2 separate regions of the Homo sapiens genome follow, and region 1 is linked to region 2. A link is an interaction called in ENCODE POLR2A ChIA-PET data of the cell type or tissue named here. Cell type or tissue: IMR-90. All regions are shown on one strand. Each heading gives the region's core, and the rest is flanking DNA. Links, peaks and the distances in the headings are about the cores only. Region 1 has its middle 100 kb from the start of LINC02018. Region 2 overlaps LOC124905452 (a long non-coding RNA gene).

Region 1 (5,371 bases), core at 325-5,324, 56 kb after region 2:
CTCCTCACTGGCTGTTGGTGGGAGGACTCAGCTCCTTGCCTTGTGGACCTCTCCGTGGGGCTGCTTGAGTGTCTTTATAGCATGGCAGCTGGCTTCCCCAGAGCTAGTGATCAAAGAGGGAGCCCAGGTCGGAGCTTGCAGTGTCTTTTAAGACCTACGGTTGGAAGCCACATGCCATCACGTCCGACTTTGTTAGAAGTGAGTCACTAAGTACAGCCCATACTCAAGGGGAGGTAAATTCAGTTCCGCCTCTTGGAGAGAAGAATTTGCAGACATTTTAAAACTACCACAGGGAGGTTACATTTCCCCATTACCTTCTTCTCTCCTTTTCAAGGTCTTGCTAGGTTGCACAGGAAGGTCAGCTCCATGAGGCACACTGCTACATTGCCAGGCCTAGAACAGTGGCGAGCCCATAGTCCACACTGGGTAGCTATTTATTAGATGAATGTGATTCAGAAATGCTCTTTTACCTTGAAAATGCTCTGTCTCTTAAAATCCTATGCCAGCCCTGGATTGGTGGGGACAGAATGCCTTCTGTGGGTCCTGGGGTTGGTGTAAGCATCGAAGAAGAGCATTTGTCTGCACCTAACCTACAAATAGGAGGTGGTGCCACATCCTGAGGATGGTTAGACCTGTCCTGGCCCGGGTGCATGACCACTTTGCAAGTGGCTTTCTTGCCTGTACTTTATCATCTCCCCATACTGAGCCATCATATTCACAGCTCTGAGCTACAAATAGGCTCTAGAGCTAAATGCCAAGGCTAATGCAAAACCTAATATGTACCCTATCCCCTTAGGTCCTTTGTGACCATGTGCTTTATACCTGTATCAGTTATCTTTTGCTGCGTAACAAACCAACCCAATACTTAATAACTATTAAAAATAACTAGATTTTTTAAGCAGTTTTATTATTTCTTAGGAGTCTTTGGGTATCCTAGAAAGTTCTGCTGATTTAGGCAAGGCTAATCTCAGCTGAGCTCAATGACATGTCTGTTGCGGTCAAGTGATGGGATGCTTGTGAGCTGCTGGTCACCCTACTATTATTAGCAGTACACTCAGAATGCATCAACTGCCTTTGCCTTATGCTTGAACTAGTTATTACCAGGAAGGCCACTCTGCCTCCAAAATGGGGAGAAGGTACACACTTACCCCATAGGTCAGTACAAAGAATGGAAACTGATGATGTGTAAAAATATGTGCTGATGATCTTGTCGTATAGAAGGAGTAGCACTTTGAGATAATGCTTACATTACTCAAGCCAGACATCCTAGAGGAGATGAGCTTGTTTTGGGATTTTGATGGAGAAGGAAGGCTGAGTCTTGGCAAATGTGATAAGGCTTAGCTATTGAGTAGGCTGAGCAAGAAAGGGTGGGGTGGGGGCAGAGCCAAGCAAAGGGCTGTGGGAAGTTTGCCAGGCCAGAGAGGAGGCGTGCACCAGGAGGTCGGCAGGCAGACTATCTGGGGCCAGCTGGGGACAGTCATAAAATTGAGACTGTCCCGGCCGGGCATGGTGGCTCATGCCTGTAATCCCAGCACTTTGGGAGGCCAAGGTTGGCGGATCATGAGGTCAGGAGATCAAGACCACCCTGGCTAACATGGTGAAACCCAGTCTCTACTAAAAATACAAAAAATTAGCTGGGTGTGCTTGCAGGTGCCTGTAGTCCCAGCAACTCGGGAGGCTGAGGCAGGAGAATGGCCTGAACCTGGGAGGTGGAGCTTGTAGTAAGCCGAGATCGCACCACTGCACTCCAGCCTGGGCAACAGAGCGAGACTCCGTCTCAAAAAAAAAAAAAATTTAGATTGTCCCAGCTGGAAGGGGTTTCAGAAGTTATCTAGCCTCATCATTGTTTAATAACGGGGGACAGTGAGGTCTCAGGGTCATGGACTTGTTTGTGGCCACCCAAAGGCAAGTAACAGAGCCCAAGTTCAAGCCCTCATCTTTTGACTTAAATCAGATGCTCTTCCATTCCTTATGGCTCTGCATGGGGAGTTTCTCCCAAGTGCACAGGGAACTGGAAGGACCTGGGAAACCACACTAGAGCCTCCAGCCTGCAGCCTTTGCCTCTTTTTCTTCCCCAAAGTCCAGCCTCTTCATTCCTTTCAGAGGCCACTGCCCTGGCCTTGGCTTTGTCCCCACCTGAGAAGAAGCAAGTCAGTAGAGTTTCCTGAGGGTACGTGGCAGGCCTGCCAGAGACCTCGCTCCTCCAGTGACCTAGACCTAGAGCAGGGTGCCTTTCGAGGGGAACGACTGGATGGCTGGGAGGGAGCCGGGGGTCTGGTGTACAAGGGCAGAGGGGTGGGCAGATCCTGCTTGTCCCTGCTAGGGTTGTGAGGCAGGTATGGGTGGGTAGTTTCTGCCTCTCTTCCCTTCCTAGCTCTTGTCTACTGTGCCAAAAGGGGAAATGACAAAAAGTCAGGTCAAAATTCCAGCTGGAATACTTGAAACACTTGATACTTGCCAGGAAATTAGTTCTTTAAACTGATTTTTCCATATAAAACCATCCAAGAGGTCGATGATTCAGGGTGGGACAGGATCCAAGGCTTTGTAATCAAAGAGTGGGACTCTTATTCAGGGCTTAGTAAGCCGAGGCAAAAGGACTCTGTTTATTTGTGAAAGTTTCAGTATATAGGATGATAGCCCCATATGCTCTGTGGCAGCTCCTGGGATGGGGCCTCATCTTCAGTCCCAGCCCTGATTTTGTAACTAGGTATGTGCAGATGTCAAAGATGGCCCCAAGACCCTGTTCCAGCAGCTTAGGTGATCTGACATGTGGGTCCCAGGCAGGAGGCCACTATGAACTTTGTAGGCTGCAAATGAACCCATGGTTTGTCTTTAAGGCCCAGCAGAGATTTAAGTGTATGGCTGTAGGAATGGTTACCACTAGATCACCCTCACCACCGGATGTTCCACCTAATGGGTCAGCCTTGGTACCAAGTCCTCCACCTTCCTCTGACCCCTTAGACTGCTGGGTGCCACAGGGTAAGGCCTGGGGGTAGATTGGTCAGGAGCCCTTGAGAAGCTTATCTGAGTCTGTGCTCCCCACCTTGAGCACAGGTCATGGAAAGTGAAAGAAGCCCTCATCTGCTTCCCCCATGGGGAGAGACGGCTTACTCCAGCTTGGTGCACAGGGCTGGCCACCACCAAAGCCTCTCAGGAGTTCAGCTGGGGTAAAGCAGCCATCTGGGCAGTGTCTGCTCCTGATGTTTGCATCTGGGCTGTGTTCTACTGGTGACAGGAGGAAACTCTGCTGAGGAGATGCTGAAAGGACTGCCAGGCAAACACAGCCCTTGGGCATCTCATCTTCCTGCTCCATGTCAATCCAGGCACCACAAGGCTGTGCTTAAAAGTAGGAAAAGAGTGGCCTGACACTGGCCAGCAGCCTGGCAGAAGCAGGGTGACCTCACATGGTTATTCTACAAGCTCACCCAAAGCCCATAAGCCTTTCTGAGTGTTGAGAACTCGGGGCACGCTGAGGACCTCTTAGTCTTCCCAGGGCCTGGCACCCATGAGGTTTCTAACTGCTGTTTGTTGAGCAAAGGAACACCCTGAACTCAAAATTCTCCAGACTTGAGACTCCCTGCACCTTGAATCTGTGCCCTCTGAGAGCCTGAGCATTGAGGAGGGTGGCTGGGAGGGGACAGGCTATGGGATGCATGGCCAGGGTGGTGAGAGAAGTGAAAGAGCTAAGGCAGTCAGGAAGGCACCTGCACCAGCACAGCCTGGGACAGCACGAGGGCACTGGGGAGAAGGACAAAGGAGGGGAGCTCAGCAGGAGAGGGGAGCCCAGCAGGCGAGGGGAGGCTGGAGGATAGCAATGATTGGCTTCTCCTTGCTTCAAATGGGTGCCAGCACCCAATGGTGAGCAGCACCCCAGAGCCCCTGAGAATCCTGGGCCAGGCCATGGGCTGCCAGTGTCCATCCACTGGGAGGGAGGCCAGGCAGAGTGAGGTGGAGACCCACACACGCCAGCAGAACGTACAAGAACACATGCTCAGATGCCTGTCCAGGTGGGTGTAACTCATATGTGCACATATTCCCAAACACAGACCTCCAGGGGCAGGTGCCCACCAGCTAGACCAGTATATGTGTGCATCATGTGTATGGTTGATATCTACATACGTGCATGGACACACACATGTCCCAGACCAGATTTGTACTGATAAGCACAGTAGGGTGGGGTGCAAAGGTCATAGCGTCACAGGTCCCAACCCCTCCCTCCACTAGCACGCTCTGTGAGTTTAGGCAAATTACTTAACCTTGACCTTTAGTATTATTATTTTTTAATAGAGGTGAGGTCTTGCTATGTTGCCCAGGCTGGTGTCAAACTCGTGAACTCAAGCAATCCTCCCACTTCAGCCTCCCAAAGTGCTGGGATTACAGGCGTGAACCACTGCACCTGGACTACTTTACCTTTATAAGCCTCATTTTTCTTACCTTATAAAAACAGTGCTGACTCTAATCTCACAGAGCTGTTCTAAGATTAAATGAGATGTTTCATGTAAAGAATCTGTCACAGAGCTTGGCACATCTGCTATTGGGTCTGAGTGCTAGTGAGACAGCCACATCCAGGGGCATGAGTGGGAGCACTGTTGTCAGAGACCCTGAGGGTCCCACCCCAGAGCCCCCTTTCCTTATCTTTAAATTGGGCATGGCAGTACTCTATGCCTCTCTGGCATGCTGTAGATATCAAGAAAGAACTGTGTGTGGGTGTCATGAAAGCTGGAGGGTGCTGTATGAAATGCAGTTGTTATAACCATCACTAGTCACCTCTGGCTTGCAGACTTGCCCCCACCCCTTCCCCTAGCCTGAGCAGAACCTTCTTGGCTGGTCAGAGCTCAGAAATGCTAGCAGGTGGCAGCCTTATGGGGTTGGAGGGACAATCTGCTGCAAATCCACTGCACTGCAGCCAGGCAGGGTACAGCCCCTCCCCTGAGCAGAGGGCCTGAGCCTCTGTGCACCAGCAGGAGACTGACCAGGTTTATGGACAGGAAGAATCCAGAGCCCTCCCCACCTGAAGGAAGAAGAGAAAGGGCCACTCATGTAGGAAAACACTTGTTGGGTTTTTAACACAAAAACTTCTGATCTGAGAGCATTATCAATGAGTGGGGGGTTGAGGGTGCTTCCATTCCTGAGAAGGAGAGGGAAAGGAACTACCTCCCTGTTAAGGGATCATGGAGTCAGAGTCAGGGTCACTGAGCAGGCCCACCACCAGGGCCTATCTGTCTAGACCGAGCTGCTCCATCACAGTCCCTAGCAGTGTTAGCCTTTCTCCTTCCCCTTTTATTAGCTGATCGATTGATTGATTATATTATATACTTACAGAAAAGTATTCCTACTTCTGGATGCCTGCCTTGGCTGTTGTCCAGAGATT
Region 2 (5,371 bases), core at 307-5,306:
CAGACATCTGAACTCATGACTAACTTCTTAGAAAATGTACTCAAAGGGCCAGGCACGGTGGCTCATGCCTGTAGTCCCAGCACTTTGGGAGGCCAAGGCAGGTGGATCACGAAGTCAGGAGATTGAGACCATCCTGGCTCACACGGTGAAACCCTGTCTCTACTAAAAATACAAAAAATTGGCCAGGTGTGGTGGTGGGCTCCTGTAGTCCCAGCTACTCCAGAGGCTGAGGCAGGAGAATGGCATGAACCCGGGAGGTGGAGCTTGCAGTGAGCAGAGATCACGCCACTGCACTCCAGCCTGGGCAACAGAGCGAGACTCCGTCTCCAAAAAAAAAAAAAAAAAAAAAACAAAAAAGAAATCATTATTAAACATTTTTACTAATTAAATGGTTTTGGAGTACATTCTTTAAAAAAAACAATTAACTATGTTTTCTTCAACAGTGCACATGTAATGCCAACTTTGTATGACATTGCAAAGGAAGATTTTACTATGTTAAGCAGATTAAACAAACAAACTTTTCCTTGAATTCTTTGGGAACAAAGTACAACCTGGTCCAAATCATCCTAACCTAGAATGCACCATCAGCTTGATAGTCAGTTGTTCCTGGATTTACCAGATTTGGGGCAGACTTTTCATGCTTCTCTAAAGAGGGATTCTTAACTGACACCGTGCCTTGTTTTTGCCCTTTTCCTAGTAAAGGAAATGATTTGATTTGGTATCATATCATCTTTCTTGCTTTTTTTTTTTTTTAATTAGAGATGAGGCCTTGCTATGTTTCCCAGGCTGGTCTCCAACTTCTGGGCCCAAGCGATCCTCCTGCCTCAGCCTCCCTCCCAAAATGCTGGGATTACAGGTGTGAGCCACTGTGCGTAGCCTCTTTCTTGTCTTTTAAACAAATAAATGTAAGCTGGGCATGGTGTGCATTCATATATTCCCAGGTACTTGAGAAGCTGAGGTGAGAGGATCCCTTGAGCCTAGGTTTGAGCCCAAGAGTTCAAGGCTGCAGTGAGCTATGATTGCACCACTGCACTCCAGCCTGGGTAACAGAGTGAAACCCTGTCTCTAAAAAACTAAACTAATGCTGGGCGTTGTGGCTCACGCCTGTAATCCCAGCACTTTGGGAGGCCGAGGCAGGCAGATCATGAGGTCAGGAGATCGAGACCATCCTGGCTAACATGGTGAAACCCCGTCTCTACTGAAAATACAAAATTATCTGGGCATGGTGGGGCATGCCTGTAATCCCAGCTACTCGGGAGGCTGTGACAAGGAGAATCACTTGAACCTGGTAGGCGGAGTTGCAGTGAGCTGAGATCTCACCACTGCACTCAGCTTGGGTGAGAAGGGTGAAACTCTGTCTCAAAAAAAAAAAAAAAAAAAAGACACGGTCCTGTTTTCATGGGGTGAACAGTTGAGGGAGAAAGGCAAGCATTAACCAAATAGCCAGACACATCAGCATGCCCTATTGTGACAAATGCTATTTTAGAAAAGGGAAGAAGACTATAGCAGTGGAGGGGGCCTATTTTAGCTTGGGGGTGGTGTTTTAAGTCTTCCAAAGAGAAGCATCCTGTAGGGTGAACACTAGGGCATGCACACTAGCTGCACACTAGGGGCTGAGACAGTGAATCTGCTGAGTGGGAGAGGAAAGGTGTTGATGAGGAGGAAGATGGCCCTGGTTTAAACTGTTGAGAACAGTGTCCTGCACACAGTAGGAGCTCCATGAAGAGTGCTTCCTAATGTTTTCACCAACATATCTGAAGTGGAGCAGGAAGGTGATCAATCACACCCCTGTCCCTGACCTCATTCTAAAACAGTTTGAAACAAGGAGATGCAAAAATCTGACAAGTGTGTTGACAATGGTGATTTTAAAGGTCCTAAAAGATTCTCTGGATATCAGAGCCAATTTCACATAGTAGAGGGGCACATTCCCTGCGGTGGCCTGTGTCATACACAGCCAATTTCACCTTTTCACTGCCTGGTTATTCTGCAAAGTGCATCCTAGAATGACCTTCCTCTCTGAGCTCCTCTTCAAAATTCTGATTCTTTCTCAAACTATAAAGCCTCTGGCATTTGCCAAGAGCCAAGGCCCTCCTGAAGCCACAGTTTGAGAACAAGCGAAGAGGCAGACATGAGAAAGAAGTACCACCCCTGGCAGGGAGAGCTGACACTTCCCAGGCTACTGCATCCTTCTCAGGGCCCAGAAATGAATGAGAGGTAATTAAAGCAGAAAGCATTTTGCAGCAGCTCAGCTCAGCTCTTCGAAGCTGCCATGGTCCCAGGATCAGTGGTGTGCCCTGAGGACAGCCAAGGGACATTCCTCGAGGCCCTGGAAATCATCAGCCACCTCCAGCAACTTCACCGGGCCTCCCTGGGAAGTCTCCCTTGCTGATGGGCACGAAGGCACCAGGGCCTCCTGTACATGGAAAACTCACAATCTAGGAATGTCCTGTGGTTGTTGATCCTGGGACATCTCCAGAAGAATTTAGTTAAGCCCTCCAAGAAAGGAAAAAAGGTTTTCTTGCTGCTGAAGATGTCTCACTTGTTCTTTTTTTAAAAAGCAGTGCAGTTGAATTTGCAGTTTGTTTTCACTTTCTTTCCATTTCCTGTTGCTACTTCTCCAAGATCTCAGCTGGGCTGAGGAACTAATAAAAATAAGCAATTTTATGTAGTAGGAATATTCAGTTTCCACTCCCTTCTCCCAGCCTGTGGCAGTGTGCTTGGCCTGCAGAATTCTTGCTCTGCCCTCTGTTTCAGTGGGTGCCGTCATCTGCCAGCTGCTTTGCCTGGGGATTCTGACATCCCAGGGCTTATTCTTAGGGTCAGTTCAGCAGAGTCTTAAACCACCTTCAAAGGAGTCGGTCACGCTGCCGTCCTCTCTGCATCTTTCTGTAGTCCTTTCTGATAATATTTAGCAAATCACTTTAGCACAGAATCTTCGAATTCTTTCCAGATTTACGATGGAAACACAGAGGCAAAGAGCTTGGGGTAGAAAGCAGAAGAGCAGGTGCTGGGAGAGTTTGATGGTGAATTTTGAGTTGGTCACAGTCATTTTGCTTTACTAAGTCCAGGGAAGCTCATCTTCAGAGTTAACCACCATATATATATATATTTTTTTTTTCTTTTTTTTTTTTTTTTTTTTGAGATGGAGTCTTGCTCTGTCACCCAGGCTGAAGTGCAGTGGCACACTCTCAGCTCACTGCAACCTCCACTTCCTGGGTTCAAGTGAGCACGTCCGGCTAATTTTTGTATTTTTTAGTAGAGACGGGGTTTCACCATGTTGGCCAGGCTGGTCTTGAACTCCTGACTCAAGTGATCCACCTGCCTCAGACTCCCAAAGTGCCAGGATTACAGGCGTGAGCCACCATGCCTGGCCCAGAGTTAACCACTCTATTGAGGTGTTGTTTATTTTTCTTAAAATTCTATTACACGTGAATACAATACAATGATTTTTAGTAAATTTAGAGTTGTGCAACCATCACTACCCTCCAGTTTTAAAACATTTTCACAATCCCCCGAAGCTCCCTTATGCCCATTTGCCATCACTGCCCCATTTCCAACCCCCCGGTCCCAGGTAACCACGCATCTACTTTCTCTCTAGATTTGCCTTTTCTGAATATTTCATACAAATGGAATTATGCAATGGATGGTTTTGTGTGTGTGTGCATGGCTGACTTCTTTAACTGAATGTAATATTTCAGAGGTTCATCCATGTTGTAGCATGTATCATATCAGTACTTCACTTTTTTTTTTTTAGAGTTGAAGTCTCACGCTGTCACCCAGACTGGAATGCAGTGGTGCGATGTTCGCTCACTGCCACCTCTGCCTCCCAGGTTCAAGCAATTCTCCCTGCCTCAGCCTCCCAAGTAGCTGGGATTACAGCCGTGTGCCACCACGCCCAGCTCACTTTGTATTTTTAGTACAGACGGGGTTTCGAATATGTTGGCCAGGCTGGTCTCGAACTCCTGACCTCAAGTAATCTGTCCACCTCGACCTCCCAAAGTGGTGGGATTACAGGTGTAAGCCACCATGCCGAGCCTTCACTCCTTTTTATTACTGAGGTGTATTCTGCTGGATGGATATATCATATCTTGTTTTTATTCTCCATTTTTTAAATATTGCAAAATGGGCCTAAAACCACCTCTCTGGAGGATTTGATGATCACATGGATAGCATTGGGTTGTGTGTAAGTATGTGTATCTAACAGGAAGAGTGAGTGACTCTTGCACCGATTTGGAAAGTGATTTTAAAATCTTATCTACATTGCATTTAAAAATATATTGAGTCCACATTTTAAAAATATACCACGTATTTAAAATATTTCTTTTTGGCTTTTAGTTCCCAAGAACATACTCAAAGTGATTGATCCAGCCATTGTTAATCTAAAACCTTTGAAGCAGAAAGATGCTGAATATGGTAATTTTTATGGCTTACTGCCAGCATTTCTTTTTAAGTAAAGGTAAACAGCCCCTGGGTGACCACAGTTGGGCACACCTTGATTAGAATGGAAGGGGCTGTCAGGAGGTGTGTTTGAGGTACCGGTCCTGGTGATGATTAGTGCTTTAGCCAATAGTTGCAATGAAGACCAATTTATTTTGTTTTGACTTTTTTAACATCAGAAGTAGGATAAACCTCCCCTTCATTCTCCTCTCACTTCCTAAAAGGAAAATCACTTTGAAAAGACATCTGCTCAGAAATAAATTTGGGCTTCCTGGGTTACACAATGAGCTTTTTGCAAAGCTGAGCCCATTGGGAGCTGCTGCGTAGGCACCAGTGCCGGCTAGCACCTAAGGACCTCTGTACCTCTGTTCACGCCACCTTCCTCCTTAGTTTCCTTCCTTCCTTCTTTCCTTCCTTCCTTCCTTCCTTTCTTTTGCTTCGGAGTTTCACTCTTCTCACCCAGGGCCGGCTAGGACCTGAGGGCCTCTGTACCTCTGTACACGCCACCTTCCTCCTTAGTTTCCTTCCTCCCTCCCTTCCTCCCTCCCTCCCTCCCTCTCTCCGTTTTCTTCCTTCCTTCCTTCTTCTCCTTCTTTCTTTCTTTCTTGCCCTGTCTCTCTTTCTTTATTCTTCTGTCTCTCTTTCTTTCCCTCCCTCCTTCCCTCTCTCCCTCTCTCCCTCTCTTTCTTTCTTTTTCTCTCTCTCTCTTTCTTTCTTTCCCTCCCTCCCTCTCTCTCTCTCTCTTTCTTTCTTTCTTCTTTCTTTTCTTTCTTTCTTCCTTTCTTTCTTCTTTTTCTTTGGAGTTCTGCTTTTTCTCACCCAGGCTGGAGTGCAGTGGCACAATCTCCACTCACTGCAACCTCTGCCTCTGGGTTCAAGTGATTCTCCTGCCTCAGTCCCCTAAGTAGCTGGGATTATAGGCGTCCACCACCAC

What was found. Peaks named below come from ENCODE experiments on the same cell type or tissue, not always from the same donor. Only the 100,000 strongest peaks of a DNase experiment are listed, where the experiment ranks them.
Region 1: POLR2A ChIA-PET joins it to region 2 with 10 read pairs; 1 of 35 experiments calls an interaction of 5 or more read pairs at or near these places.

What each region holds. Positions count from the first base shown.
Region 1 is chr3:75,330,158-75,335,528 of GRCh38, reverse strand. It overlaps the pseudogene MYLKP1. Among named protein-coding and RNA genes, the nearest start is that of LINC02018, 100 kb to the left of the region's middle. RefSeq lists an enhancer at 3,824-4,325. In IMR-90, for the core only: no CTCF peak of the experiment used is centred there; a DNase peak (open chromatin) is centred at 2,538.
Region 2 is chr3:75,385,849-75,391,219 of GRCh38, reverse strand. It overlaps LOC124905452 (a long non-coding RNA gene), which reads left to right. Exons shown (of 3, transcript XR_007095964.1): 2 at 4,336-4,413. It also overlaps the pseudogene EVA1CP5. Among named protein-coding and RNA genes, the nearest start is that of LINC02018, 47 kb to the left of the region's middle. In IMR-90, for the core only: no CTCF peak of the experiment used is centred there; a DNase peak (open chromatin) is centred at 2,529; H3K27ac peaks cover 297 bases.